Linked DNA regions of Homo sapiens: region 1 is linked to region 2. A link is a contact called in ENCODE Hi-C or POLR2A ChIA-PET data. All regions are on one chromosome and are shown on one strand. The core of a region is the stretch at or near the end of the contact, and the rest is flanking DNA. Distances in the headings are between cores, read along the strand shown.

Evidence for each region. Hi-C counts contacts between places; a loop is a spot of excess contacts on that map. ChIA-PET counts read pairs that join two places held with the same protein, here RNA polymerase II (POLR2A). Pooled maps may share reads with other maps.
Region 1: a pooled map shows a loop between it and region 2 (4-fold over the local background). The contact joins the enhancer-like site here to the promoter of LONRF3 in region 2. A Hi-C loop is called at or near these places in 6 of 50 pooled maps. POLR2A ChIA-PET finds 5 or more read pairs at or near these places in 2 of 52 experiments (T-cell and activated T-cell).

What each region holds. Positions count from the first base shown.
Region 1 is chrX:118,534,862-118,539,251 of GRCh38, reverse strand. All of the region lies in intron 1 of DOCK11 (dedicator of cytokinesis 11), which reads right to left. Among named protein-coding and RNA genes, the nearest start is that of DOCK11, 41 kb to the right of the region's middle. RefSeq lists enhancers at 2,273-2,322, 2,723-2,802, 3,033-3,082. Within about 2 kb of position 2,396, at least 8 of the 41 ENCODE cell types and tissues checked have a DNase peak (open chromatin) inside an H3K27ac peak, as active enhancers do.
Region 2 is chrX:118,971,911-118,976,056 of GRCh38, reverse strand. LONRF3 (LON peptidase N-terminal domain and ring finger 3) reads right to left here and starts at 1,439. Exons shown (of 11, transcript NM_001031855.3): 1 at 460-1,439. The coding sequence starts at 1,276.

The DNA.
Region 1 (4,390 bases), core at 1,147-3,646, 440 kb after region 2:
ACACAGCTTACCACATGTTTTGAAGGACATATATTTATGTTATAGAAAACAAAGTTTCACTTTTCATTTAAAACTGATTAAACTAAGCATTCTGGGTCTTCACGCCTACTTTTTTTGTCAGGGGTAGCTCAATTGCGGAAAAGTTAGGGTGGCTACTCTGGGTCCCACAAAGCTTCCCCTAATAGAAGATTTAGGCCTGTGAATCAGGATTCATCTCTCCAAGAAGAAAGATGAGAAGGGACTGAACCCTGCATTTCCCTTCTAGTAGGATTCAGTTATAACTCTGCAGGCATCAGAGACAAAGAAAACCTTTTGACCTATAGAATTATCATGATTTAATGGTGGTTCTGCCCTGCAGTCTCCATCATATCCCTTATCTAACTTTCTCATTCAGCTTTCTCATTCTATTATTAGACTTATACATAAAAGCTTCCAATACACTCAAAGAGGGTCTTTCTTTCAGCTTTGTAATTTATCCTTTCTGCCAGTGTGCACTGATTGGCCTGCAAAGGTGCTTTTTCATAACTCCAAAAACCCGTTACAATAAATGGTACCTTAAACATTCAAATAATAGCAACTTCCATACAGTTCCGGAGCAGTGCTAAGTAAAAGGCGAAGGCATTTATGCAATCTGGAGAGAAGTGAGCATATGTTTCAGTCTTCTTCCCGTAAGTAGTGACAGGAAAACCGTCAACCTAAATTTGGAACCAACTCAGTTTTCACCATGGGGAAAACAAAACAAAACAAAATGATTTGTTCTTAAAAGTTTTCATTCACTGACTCCTAAGTTTTCTTGAATAACTTGCTAATAATATTAGTATTTTTTGTTAATTCATTTCAAGGTCACTTTGCAGTCTTAAGAAAACACTTTCATATGCATTCTGTTTGTTACCAAACGCTTTGTCAAGTAGACAAGGAAAATACCATCATTTCAACTTTATCCATCAGGAAACTGGCTCAGAGGCCTAAGTTCATCTGTCTACATTAGGAGCTGAACCAGGATTCAAACCCAGGTCTCCCAACTCCTAATCCTTGTTTCTATTAGTTTCCCGAACTTATTCACATATAATCCTCATATTTGCCACACCATCTGTATTATCATTTACTTCATATTTTTCTTCAAATCAAATATCTTCTTCATTGAAAACATTTATTGAAAAAGAAAGCTTCATATCATCCCATAAAGGAGAATAAATTGCATTTTTCTATCTCTAGTAAAATAAAAATGCCAATTTTGGTACCATGGTGTGGGATGCAGTACACTTTTCCGTTGCTTACTCAGGCCACTAAGGACCAAATCTCAATGAGCTTTCTATGTGCAAACTCTACAAATGGGAAGAAATGCACAGCTCCATAAATTGAGATAATTTTATTTCTAATATAAGTGGAAAGGACAGATAGCAAAAAAGGAAACTCGTCAGAATAGATTCAGTTGCAGTCCACTTCTTGGTCCAAAGAGAGGAAACAATGGATCCTCACTGAGGGTCACTAATAGCATCACCACTTAGACTTTACAATTTTGTGGTGGTTCCTGTACATTCGCAGTACAGGATGACTGATCTTTTATCATCGTAACTGTATGTGTATAAATATAAAACCATGCTTGTAATACTAAAATACATAAAAATGTACATGAATGTATATATTCAACCATCCAACCACTCATGTATCCAAAAGCACATTTGACTAGCAGGCATATTTATGTTATCATTAGAAATGTGTAAGACACAAGAATAATCACATAATATTTATCTGTAAGCAATGCAAAATGAGCCTGGGTTACTTCTGCTTAAATACCATACCAAAGGTCATTAGTTTACCGGTAAATCTTTTACTTTAGAAACTAGTTCTCCTTAAGAATTCTAAGAATGTCTCTTCTGCAAGTCTGAAGTGAACACTGGCATCATAGAATCTCTCCTTTATCACACTGGGAGGGATACCAGAAAGCAGGCAGAAAGCTGAGCAGTAGGGCACAGAGCCAATTCAAAAACATCCCTGCACCACCACGCCACCACTACCACCACCCCATCCTCCAAACTGAGTTTCAGCACAAGGAGGAACATGGCAACTACTGGTTTCAGAAAGAGAATGATTAGCCCAAAAGTGCTTTTTTGCAGTATTGCAGTCAGACTACAGCCTCAATGACATCTGAGCATTTTCTTATGAAAAATAACAACAGTCTTGGGATAGAAGTAGCACACTCAAAAAGAGGTGAGTCTCTCCTTCCCATCATTTCTCCACGACCTTCACTTAGGAATTTCTCCAGATCCCCTAGTCATTCGGCTCTCCTTTCCTCTCAGACATTTGTAAGCAGAGCCTAGAGTGCTTTCTCTAGAGAGCATCTTAAAATAACACTTTGCACTCAAAATGGCCACTGGGGGCATGCAATTTCCGGCAGCACAGAAAACAAAGTGAGTTCAGCATAAAGATGCATTTATTGAGTTCCTACTGAGGTTCTGGCCCTGTGCTAGCCCCTGGTAATGCAGAGGTGAATAAAAAAACAGACCTTGCCCTTGAGAAGTTCACAGTCTCGTGGGGAAGGTAGATAAACCCAAGATGTGAGAGCTGATCACAGACTATTGTAATTTCTGTGCATCTATCATGCCCTTTGATAGCCATATCTTCTTCCAAAAAAGGAACTGTACAAGTGTGTTTGCACACTAAAATGTGTGAGTCCCTCTATTCCCCATTAGATCAATCAGAAGAATTTCATCATATCGATTTATGTGGTCTCAGATCATTTCATCTTGCCTTCTAGTTTTATTCATAAACCCTGTAAGATCAGAGACTAGGTAACTGTCAAGAGTGGTGTGTGAATATGAGGAGAAGCAAAAGTTGCATTATGATTCACAGAAGTGAGAGATGCCACCACTGTAGATTAGAGACTTCTAGAGAGGAACCCTATACAGCATGTCAATAATGGAACCATAACTGTAAGGATTTTTTTTTTTTTGAGACAAGGTCTTACTCTGTCGCCCAGGATGGAGTGTAGTAGTTTGATCACAGCTCACTGCAGCCTCAACCTCCCTGGGCTCAGGCAATCCTCCCACCTCAGCCTCCCAAGTAGCTGGGACTACACATGTGTGCCACCACATCAGGCTAATTTTTGTATTTTTTATAGAGACGGGGTTTTGCCGTGTTGCCCAGGCTGGTCTCAAACTCCTGAGGTCAAGTGATCCACCCATCAAGCCTCCCAAAGTGCTGGCATGAGCCACTGTGTCCAGCCTGTAAGAAATTTCTTCATAAGGTTCAAATAAAGAGTATTTGACTTTGTTATGACCATGGCCTGTTTGTTCCAAATGTGACCATCTTTCAGCAGCTCATCTCTTTGTCTCTTCCCCAATAGGAACTCCAATTACTGAAGGAGCTTTGCATAACTACAATCTAATGGTGATGTGGTGGGGCGGGAGGGGCATCTTTTTAACTAGCAGAACCCAACTTGCCAAAATAGACATGAACATCTTTTCATAAAGATTATTTTCTGGGGAAAATCTTGGCATAAGAATCTAAATACAAACTGCATTCAGGACACTGACCTTTCTTAAAGTAAACGGCTAAGGGAAAAGTCATACTTTCCATGAGACCAGTGGGTCATGTTTATTACCAACCCACACTTAGCTCACCTGATTCTTATGATAGCATAGCCCTCCTCGCTCCCCAACAGCCCTTATTGTCTTTCCCATCTATTGTGGCATTTACTCATATATAACATTCCCTGGATACTTAACTGCTTTTTGGGTGGTTTACTTAGTCTCCTAGGCAGGATCAAAAACACCGGTTCGGTCAGCAAACAGTGCCTTGTACTTTCTGTTACCACTTACATTAAGCATTGCTGTATACTCGGTTAAGCGTTTTATATCTATGATCTCATCTAATTCTCCCCAAAATCCTGTGAGAGGTTATTTTATTATGCCCATTTTACAGATGAGGAAATTGAGGCTTAGGCAGGTCCAGTGTCACATATTTGTGGAGCTGGGATTCAAATCTTTATCTGATGGACTCCCAAGCCAGTGCTCTTAACCATGATCCACATAAACCTTTATGCGTTGAACTTAACAAAAGCAAATCATTTTCTCAGCTCCTACCACATTTTATTTCCTTGAATGAACTTTGCATTTTAGAATTTTCTAAAACTTACTCAAACTACGCTATCATTCTTACCAAAGTGAGATCTTGCCTTCCTATCGCCCTGATGATGCTGAACATGACTGGCTTAGAGAGCTTGTAATGTAATTGGATAAGGATCTTTGCATTCCTAAGCTGTTGCTTCCAATTTAGCATTTGTCATCAGTGAGTAGGGATTAGCACCTTAGGTCTTTTACTTGGGGGAAAGGAGTTGGCAGATTCAATTTCAAGTGGTTAAGAATCAAATTACAAAAAAAAACAACAG
Region 2 (4,146 bases), core at 190-2,689:
GAAGTTCCTCTCCTCGCTGGGAAGGTGCGAGCAGGTGTAAGAGGAGACCAGGAGTGCAGCGGGAGAAGGAGAGTCAGAGGAACAGAGACAGTGACACCGAAAAAGAAAGAAACAGTGACAAAGATACGAAGAGACGGAGAAAAAGAACCAGAAGCAAGGAGACACAGACAGGAACGGGGACTGAGAGACAGGAACACAAAAGCTAACAGAAGTAGCAGGAAAAGACAAAAAGCAACCGAGATCAACACAAACACAGTGAAACACAGATAAGCAGTGAAAACAGAACAAACTCAGAGACCCAGCCCCAGAATCACCCCTCCCCCACCCCGCCACAGTCCATGGGTCCCCCGCCCCCTCTTCTGCCCTGGTCCAAATCCCTTCTCGCTGCGGGGTTTGTTCTCCCGCTCCCTCATGTAGCCACCGAGCCCCAGCCCCGGCCCGGCAGCGCGTTGGACTCACCCAACTTAACTGCCTCGTTGTACTTGAGCAGTGCCGCCTCCACCTGGCGCTCGCGGTACAGTCGGTTGCCCTCGTGCCGGAGTTGCGACGCTCGCGCTGGGCCTGGAAACAACTTGCCGAGGAGGCCGCTGAGCACCACGTTGACTCGCAGCGGCGGCGGCGGCTGCTGCCCAGCCCGCCGGGCTCCACGCGCCCGCCCAGTGGCCACCATCAAGGCGGAGAGCTTGACCCCGCACAGCGCACAGCGCCGGTCGGCGGCCCGCCCACGTTCCAGGCACAGTTTACAAAAGGTGTGGCCACACGACAAGGACACGGGGTCTGATAGAAACCCATGACATTTCCGGCACTTAAAGCCGTCCCACACCTCGGTGGCCGCCGCAGCCGCGGCGGCCCCCGTCTCTTCCGCCGCCACGGTGCCGCTTGCAGTGCTACCCTCGTCCGGGGGCGCCGGCGCCAGCGCCTCGCCTTGCGGGACTTTCTCCGCCAGGCAGCGCACCAGCTGCTCCAGCTGCTCAGCCACCAGCTGCTGCCGCTCGGAGAGCTGTCTATACACCTCGAGGGCTTCACGGATTCGCCCCCGGGACGCCAAGGCGTCTGCCTGCGTGAGCAGGACTTTGCTCTCCGGCGTTGAGGTCCCCGGAGACTGCTCTTGCTCTGGCTCCCGCGTCGGTAGAGGTGCGGGGCCCTCTGCAGCCACCTTTGGGTGGGGGCCCATGTCTACTTGGGCCGCTGATGCCCCTCGCTCCGCCGACTCCAAGTTGTCGCTGCTGACCTCAGCGGGCAAGCTCAGCATCTGTTCGATCCGTACTGACTCCATGGGAAGAGGGACACGGGAGGAGACGAGGCGTCTAGGGACCGGGGACACGAAGCAAGGAGTGGCAGCTGGAGGAAATCGGGGCAGCCACCGCCGCCATGCCACCGAGCTCCTGACCCTGCCGCGCCTCCGGGAGCTCCATGCCGGCCGCCCCGCGCCGCCTAATAACTGTCTTGTCTCAGCAAAGTGTTATATAAAACGGTACCACGTGACGTGCCGCCACGCTGTTCATTGGCCGGCGGCGGGGAAATTGTTACAAAACCAGACAGTTTTGTAACAGTGTTGCTCTTGCTTCTTTGGGCTTCGCTTTTCTTGGCTTCTTTTTGAGGTTGTTTGTGTTTACACTTCGCCTTATTCCTCCTCACCACCTGGTTCTTTTTCGGAAGTGGGGTTGTGGGGTGGGGAGAAACTCAGTGTCTTCTCTTGGGCTTCTCAGTCTCCAAACCCCACTCCATCCCACCTCCAAACGGGCCAGCAAACAGGTCCCCTCTGCCAGCCGCTGACCAGCGGCCCCCCACTCCTCCCAGGAGAGGCTGGTACCTCGAGGTGCACAGTCCGCAGGGTCTTCCGGGACGCCTAAGACTCTCCCTCTTGGGGGAGATGGCTGCTGTCAGGGAAAGGAAGCAGGTTGGGAGGGGTATCCGTGAAGCCCCCCCACACACACACAACCCAGTCCCAGCCCGAGAGCCCTGGGAGCCCCGCCTGGGTTCCTTGCCTTCTCCCAGGAGCCTCCCAAAGGTGGTGAATTCGGTTTCTGAGGGTGCTTGGTGTTCTGTGCCAAGAGTGACTCAGAGCAGCGGGTCCCACCGGCGCAGAAGTTGGGCAGCGCTCGCTGGACAGTGAGGAACTCGCGGAGAAGATGCGCTTGCCGGCTCAGCCCTGGGAGGGAGATGCCCCGCTAACTCCCCTCTTTACCTCTCTACCCCCAACGCCAGAACTAGCGCTGGGGCAGGCGGTAGGCGCCCAGCTGGAGACACACCAGGCCGGCCCCTGGAGCCACTGGCCGGATGGGCGCGGCAGGGATGTACCCGGCCTGCTGGGGTCGGTGGGTACTCTGGGGGCGTGGGAGAGTGGCAGGGGGAAGACGCGAGCTGAGAGCGCTATTCAGGAGAAAGTCCGCGAATCCCGGCACAGCCCAGTGGCAGACCGAATAGCCTCCAGGTTTGTCGCTCCTGAGCGCTGCGCGGGAAGGGTACAACTGGGCACGAGCCTCAGCGCCTGGTTTACAATGGCTAGGGGGCCTCGACGGTGTCCTACACACTTCCTGAAGGCGAGCGGGGTGGCCAACTGCACACTCTTTGTCTGCCTTGAACCCCCACATTTAGGACGGGAACCAAGCTCACAAATGAGCAGACAGAAAACGGTATAGTCGCACTGCTCCAAGCAGGGAGGCAGGGACTAGGCTTGCCGCTGGCTCAGTTGGCCTTCAGAGCCTGCGGGCTCTTGGGCAGTGCCAGGTTGCCGCCCCAGGGGCCTGAAGACCTATTGTTGCCCCCTGCTGCAGCCACCTCTTAGCCAGATGACCTTGGGGAAGTCAAACTTTAGAATCCATCATTTTTGCTTCTGAACAAATGTTAGAGCTGATCTTACTTGGGATTAAGTCATGTTTCAGAGTTGGGTTATGGCAGGCCCCCTCGGGTCTCTGCTTCTCTTTAGGTAGTTAAACCAGTCTTAGATCAACACCAAGGTCCCAGAGAACAGGTACTATGCAGCCAGCTCTAGAGCCTCTTTCTAATAAGACAGGACAGAGGGAGAGGGTCACAGGGCAGAAAGGAAGCATCACATAGGGGAAAAAAGACACACACACGAAAAAAAAAAAAAATGAAGAAGAAGGAGAAGGAGAAGAAGAAATAGAGAAACTCCAGATGTAGTCAGGAAAGCACGAGGGACACATTGGAAAACTTGGCTTGAAGCCTTGGATTTGTCACATATTTGCTATGAAACCTTAGGTAGGTTCTCCAAACCTTAGTTTCTCTTAATCTCCAAGGTTCCCTCCAGCTCTAACCTTGAGTGGCTTTGATCCTAAGACCAAATTTCATGATACTAACTCAGTTACTTAAGTACAAATGACTAGTCCAAATGCTGTGGATGGTGGCTTGAACCGGGGTTGAGGGGATGGGAAATCAATGGAAGATTGTCCATTTAGTCGGGGTCAGACCTGAGCTAGATTTTTTTTTTTTTTTTGAGATGGAGTTTGGCTATTGTTGCCCAGGCTGGAGTGCAATGGAACGATCTCAGCTCACCACAACCTCCGCCTCCCAGGTTCAAGTGATTCTCCTGCCTCAGCCTCCCAAGTAGCTGGGATTACAGGCACGTGCCACCACAGCTGGCTAATTTTTTTGTATTTTTAGTAGAGACGGGGTTTCTCCATGTTGGTCAGGCTGGTCTCGAACTCCTGACCTCAGGTGATCCGCCCGCCTCAGCCTCCCAAAGTGCTGGAATTACAGGTGTGAGCCACCGCGCCTGGCCCCTGAGCTAGATTTTTAAGATGTAGAAGTCGGAGGACTGGCTAAGAGGTGGAGGAGGTGGCCATACCAAGCAGTAGGGGAGAAACTGGAGTTCCTGGTGAGTTGCTATCTAACTGAAGGGAGCTCTTTTCACCTCTCAGTTTCCCCTACTATCAAATGAGGTCCCCAGCACTAATTATCTGCCTGCCCCTTCAGGCATCTGTGAGGAAGGACAGTCGTTGGGGAAGGTAGAGATTCATGAGATAGATAATGATGAAACCATCTTAATTCAAGAGCTTTACCCCTTTGACATATCTAAAATATATATATATATGTCTGTTACCCAAAATTGTTTCCTAGATGCAAATCTGGGATGTGCTTTGCTCCGTGGATGACCTTGACAAGGGAATATCCCCTGGGTTGATT